Linked DNA regions of Homo sapiens: region 2 is linked to region 1. Evidence: chromatin loops called from intact Hi-C (ENCODE). Cell type or tissue: CD14-positive monocyte. All regions are shown on one strand. Region 1 overlaps MARCHF7 (membrane associated ring-CH-type finger 7). Region 2 overlaps LY75-CD302 (LY75-CD302 readthrough).

Region 1 (2,500 bases):
AGATGTTCTTGGTGGTTTCAGTCTCTGGAATGGTGGGTTCCTAAGCCTGATTAGATTAGACTGAGTAGAGAAAAGGAGGTAAGAAAGGATAGACAGCAACATAGGTTCGATACTTTGAACAAATTTACTACCAAGGAGACTGGAGATAGGGAACAGGAATTAGAGTTACATGGGATCACAAGAAGTGTTTTTGTTTTATTTTGAGGTAGGGGATTTTAAGGCATGTTTTTATTTTGAGACTTCTAACAGAAAAAAAAGTACGAAAAGAGGAGAAAGAAGATGGGGTCCAGAGCACAAGTTGAGTGGTTGTCCTATAATACGAGAAAGGATATTTCCTCTTCAGAAGGCTAGTGTTGATATGGGTGTTGATCAGTTTGTTGCTTTGATGGGAAGATTTATGACTCCCTGTGTTAATTGCATCTGTTTTCTTAGAGGTAAGGTCTTTAGCTGATAAGGAGACAGGTTAGGAGGTTTTGAGGTGTGAGGAAAATAACATTTTAAGGATGTGGATGTGTAGTAGGATTTCCAGATTGTATTAGTGTCTATAAAAGTGATTTTAAAGTGAGGTACGTGTACAATTTTTTTAAAGCAGTTTTCAGATGCTTGGGATATAGCTATGGACTAGAGTTCAATGCTGGTGGGTCTTTTGCCAGGCAAATATGATGAAGGGAGTTAAGGGTATCTATAAGGACATAATTGTGGCAACCATAGAAATTAAAACCAGGAGGAAAGTAAGGACCTCAGGAAGTGTATAGTGAGAAAGAGGTAGAGTATCTTTGGATTTTATTGACATTGACGTAAGTAGGCTAAAATAAGAATTGGTACACAGGAGGGGACGCTTAAAATGGCTATTTAGGGGTAGTGCAGCAAATTGTGATGAGGTCAAGGGTATGAACTGAGTTGGTGACTGAGGTGGGGAAGGGTAATATTGGAAGCAAAGATATTGAGAAAGTTATAATCCAGTGGGTCTGGTCTTGGATGTTGAAACAACCAAGGATTTAGTTGGCAAAGAAGGGTAGAGAGCCAGGTGCTGAAGTCATTAATGAATGAAGGGGGAATTAAGATTTGAAAACAGTAATGGGTGTGTTGGGTGGGCAACTACTCTCACTTCTTGGTCCTGAGTTACAAGGGACTGTGGGGATAAAATGGCTATAGAAGCATATATATAGGTATCGTTAGTCAGGAGGCACTGTGGTTCAGGCATGAAAGTAAAGAGATAGTTCAAAAAAGAAAGGTTGGTGGTTAGAGGAATTTACTGATATTAGACCACGAGTACCAGGGGACATAGAAACAACTAGTAAGGTAGAAAATTAGATCAGATTTTAAATGTACATAATTGTGAAATTGAAGATCTGATCATTATAGCATAGTAACATAGACAACTATGTTGTGAGGTATGATGGCACTGATTTTGATTTTCATAATCTGTTGGAGGAGTTGGGTTCAAGTTGGAGATTATGAGGATACTGGGAAAATTCCTGAGGCTCCCAGTAATGTGGTAGTCAAGTGGTGAGCAGTAGACCCCTAGGGGGCACAAGAGGAGAAAGCAGTATCTTTTCTTCTAAGCTAGTCTGAGCTCAAGGGCTCTGAACAAGCTGTCTCACCTGGAACTGCCTTTTCTCTGAGCTATATGGTGTTACAGTGACTCACAGGTTTTGTTAGTCACTGCCCTGAGGTGTTAGAAGGACTAAATGAGAGATTACATGTAAAGTGCTTAGTATTTTGACACTTAAGGGCCCAGAAATGTTAGCTATTACCAAAATGAACAACAACAACTTGACTCAACTTCTGATACACACAATTGAATTATTAGTGCTGGATATGGAGGAAAACAGATAATACAGGTTATTGTTTAAGAACATTGGCTTTTTGAAGTTAGACAAGCCCAGTTTGGAATATTTACTGGAACACTTAGCTAGCTATAGGGTCTTGAGCATGTTTCTTAACATTGGTTCTAAACCCTGGCTGCTGATGAGAATCACCCACTGGAGTTTTTAAAAATACAGATGGGCCAGGCATGGTGGCTCACACCTGTAATCCCAGCACTTTGGGAGGCTGAGGCAGGTGGAGCACCTGAGGTCAGGAGTTCAAGACCAGCCTGGCCAACATGGTGAAACCCCGTCTCTACTGAAAATACAGAAATTAGCTGGGTGTGGTGGCGCACACCTGTAATCCCAGCTACTCGGGAGGCTGAGGCAAGAGAATCGCTTGAACCCAGGAGGTGGAGTTTGCAGTGAGCCGAGATCACCCCATTGCACTCCAGCCTGGGTGACAAGAGTGACACTCAGTCTCAAAAAAAAAAAAAAAAAAAAAAAAAAACAGATGATTCAGATTCACTCTTAAAGATTCTTAAGTAGGACTAGGGTTGGGCCTCAGTTCCATCTTCAGTAAAATTGAATAATACCTCATAAAGTTAATGAATGTCAAAAGAGTTATTGTTCATAGTTTCCCACTGTACCAGGCACATGGTAAGTATGCGATTAAATTAAATGGGAGTTAG
Region 2 (2,500 bases), 52 kb after region 1:
ATAACTATTTGATATTTTCCTCTCTTTAAAAAATTGACCTGTTTACTTATCTTTCTTCACCAGATTGTAATCTCTGTGAGAACAGGTACCTTATCTGTCTTGTTCTCAGGTGCATCCCAGTGTGCAAAACAGGGCATGGCATATAGTAGACACTCTATTTACTGTCTCAGTGTGTGTATACATGGATACTGATTACCTAGAATTGAGGTTTTATCTTTAATATTTATATACAAGAAGCAAAAGTTTTATGCAAGATCTTTAAAAATGTTACTGTGAAAAATTTGGAGCTCTTTCTCCAGAAATGAAGTTAATATAACATTTTAATGGTAATTTTATGTATCAATTCATAATGAAATGTAAGTTCAAATTATGATTTTTTATAGATACCCTGAATGTTTTCAATAACTAAATCCAGTTTTGCATTGTTTTAAAATTAACCATGAGTTTTATGGGATTAGGAAGAAAGGAAGCAAATTAACTGCAGAAATAGACCTTTAAGCTTTTATATAATCAAACTATAGAATAAAATACATCTCAAGAACATTTTAAAAGAAATTACTTCCCTAATACCCTGGCAACTTCTGTTTTTCTTAGGAAAGAATTATATAAAATGTAGACTGGAGTCCTGGACATCTTGTGCAGTTATCGTCCCTTGTAATCTATTTTTCAGGGGGAAATCTCTATGACTTAATCAAGATAGTTGGATATACTTTAAGGACTAAATACTTCAAGACTAAATACAGAATTTTGTACATAATTGGATTGTACATTTATTTCCTGACTGTTCTGCAAAAAGTCTCCTAAGGACAGGTTCCATACTTACCCAGAGGCACTTTGCAGACAACTCTTCCAAAACCATGTTCACATTCAACTTTTTTCCAAGTTTCATTTGAAGCTATCAACATGCTACATCTTCCAACACCACTCTTACTTTTATTTTCCCATTTGACAAATGTCACTTCTGATCCATCTAACCAACTCCAAGACTGGTCTGAAGAAAGAAATTAAATACAACTATGTCTACTGCCACTAAACTAGTAAGTTACAAGCATGGGTTCATGTAACTCATCAGAACTGTGCTGTCCAATATGAGAGCCACTTGTTAAAATAAAATGCATTAAAAATGAAAAAAATAAAATCAGTTCTTCAGTTGCACTAGTCACATTTCAAGTGCTCAAGAGCCACATGTGGCCAGTGACTACTATATTGGACAGTGCAGATATAGAACATTTCTGTCTTTGTAGAAAGTTCTATTGGACAACACAGATAGAGAATGTGGTGTTTCCGTTAAAGTGCAGAATGCTTGCACATTTATTTTGTGAGGGAGAGATTTCTAAGGACCCATATCCTTCCCCTACTCTAATTGTAAAAAGTCATATCATTAAAGATATGCTGGTGGAAGAGGAAGGGTGCAGGAATCTCCATCCCCACCTTTCTCCCACACCACCACCAGGACTCCATTTTTGCTTTCCAGCTGAAGTGGCACCACCTTGTGGTGACAGTGTAAACACGATTTAGGATTCATTTAGATGGACAACTTGGAATCCTTTTATTTTTTGACAAGTACTTAACATTTTAAAATTCACATTTTAATAATTTAAAATTCAACTTTGCATAAAATGTGAAAAACCTTATCTTCTGTCATATTTGTACTCTTATTTCTACCAATTCCAAGTTCACCTAAACCCTGTATCTACTATTTCGTATTAAAAAATCCTTCCACAAATTTTCTTTGAATCAATTATCTGCAATTTTATAGGTTGGCGCAAAAGTAATGGCAAAAGCTGCAATTACTTTCACACCAACCTAACACTAAGACAGTTTTTAAAGATTACTATTAAGACATAATTTTAACCAGTGGTAAAAATATTCTTAGAGAGAAGGGAATAACAAGAAGATAACTTTCTGAATAACGAAGTTATAAGCTGCAAATCCATGCGGTGACAGGCACTAGAACTCTAAGAGAAGGCAGGCATGGGTTCCTTGTGGGGACACAGACATTCCTGTGGAGAAGAAAATGTCCTGATGTTGATCCAAGGATCCCAGAAATAAGCCTCTAGAAAGATTCCACTTTATTTAACAGGATTTTCTGTGTCATTAGTGGTTTCCGTCATTGCTAAGTTAACTCATGGATTCATTCAAAATTTATAACCATCCAGAACAGCCAGCGACCTAGCTTATTTATCCAGAAGAGGCATCTGAATTAGCCACTACTTAACATTCTTTAGCAAGGACGACTTGTTATTTAGGATGAGTTAGAACTCTCTTTGCACACTACACATACAATTATTTCACTTACCAACAGAATGTTGAGATAATCCAAGCCAAACTCTCATGGTAATGTTATTATTTTCCCTCATCAGTCTGCTCACAAATTTATTCTCATCTTCATCTTTTATGGAAACGATAGTTGCAGAGTGATCTGTTGAAAGAAAACACATTCTCAATTAGCTTTATGGAAACTAGAGAAGTAGTTTATTCTCAACTAGCCATTTGAAAA

What was found. Hi-C counts contacts between places; a loop is a spot of excess contacts. Peaks named below come from ENCODE experiments on the same cell type or tissue, not always from the same donor. Only the 100,000 strongest peaks of a DNase experiment are listed, where the experiment ranks them.
Region 2: it touches region 1 in a loop (1.8-fold over the local background); 5 of 110 quality-filtered maps call a loop at or near these places.

What each region holds. Positions count from the first base shown.
Region 1 is chr2:159,754,396-159,756,895 of GRCh38, forward strand. The region is part of intron 8 of MARCHF7 (membrane associated ring-CH-type finger 7); the gene reads left to right. Among named protein-coding and RNA genes, the nearest start is that of CD302, 43 kb to the right of the region's middle. In CD14-positive monocyte, a CTCF peak has its summit at 1,454; no DNase peak of the experiment used is centred here; H3K4me3 peaks cover 432 bases; H3K27ac peaks cover 2,227 bases.
Region 2 is chr2:159,806,150-159,808,649 of GRCh38, forward strand. It overlaps LY75-CD302 (LY75-CD302 readthrough), which reads right to left. Exons shown (of 38, transcript NM_001198760.1): 33 at 2,300-2,422. It overlaps LY75 (lymphocyte antigen 75), which reads right to left. Exons shown (of 35, transcript NM_002349.4): 33 at 2,300-2,422; 34 at 824-991. Among named protein-coding and RNA genes, the nearest start is that of CD302, 9.2 kb to the left of the region's middle. In CD14-positive monocyte, CTCF peaks have their summits at 1,500 (motif pointing left) and 1,704; a DNase peak (open chromatin) is centred at 1,472.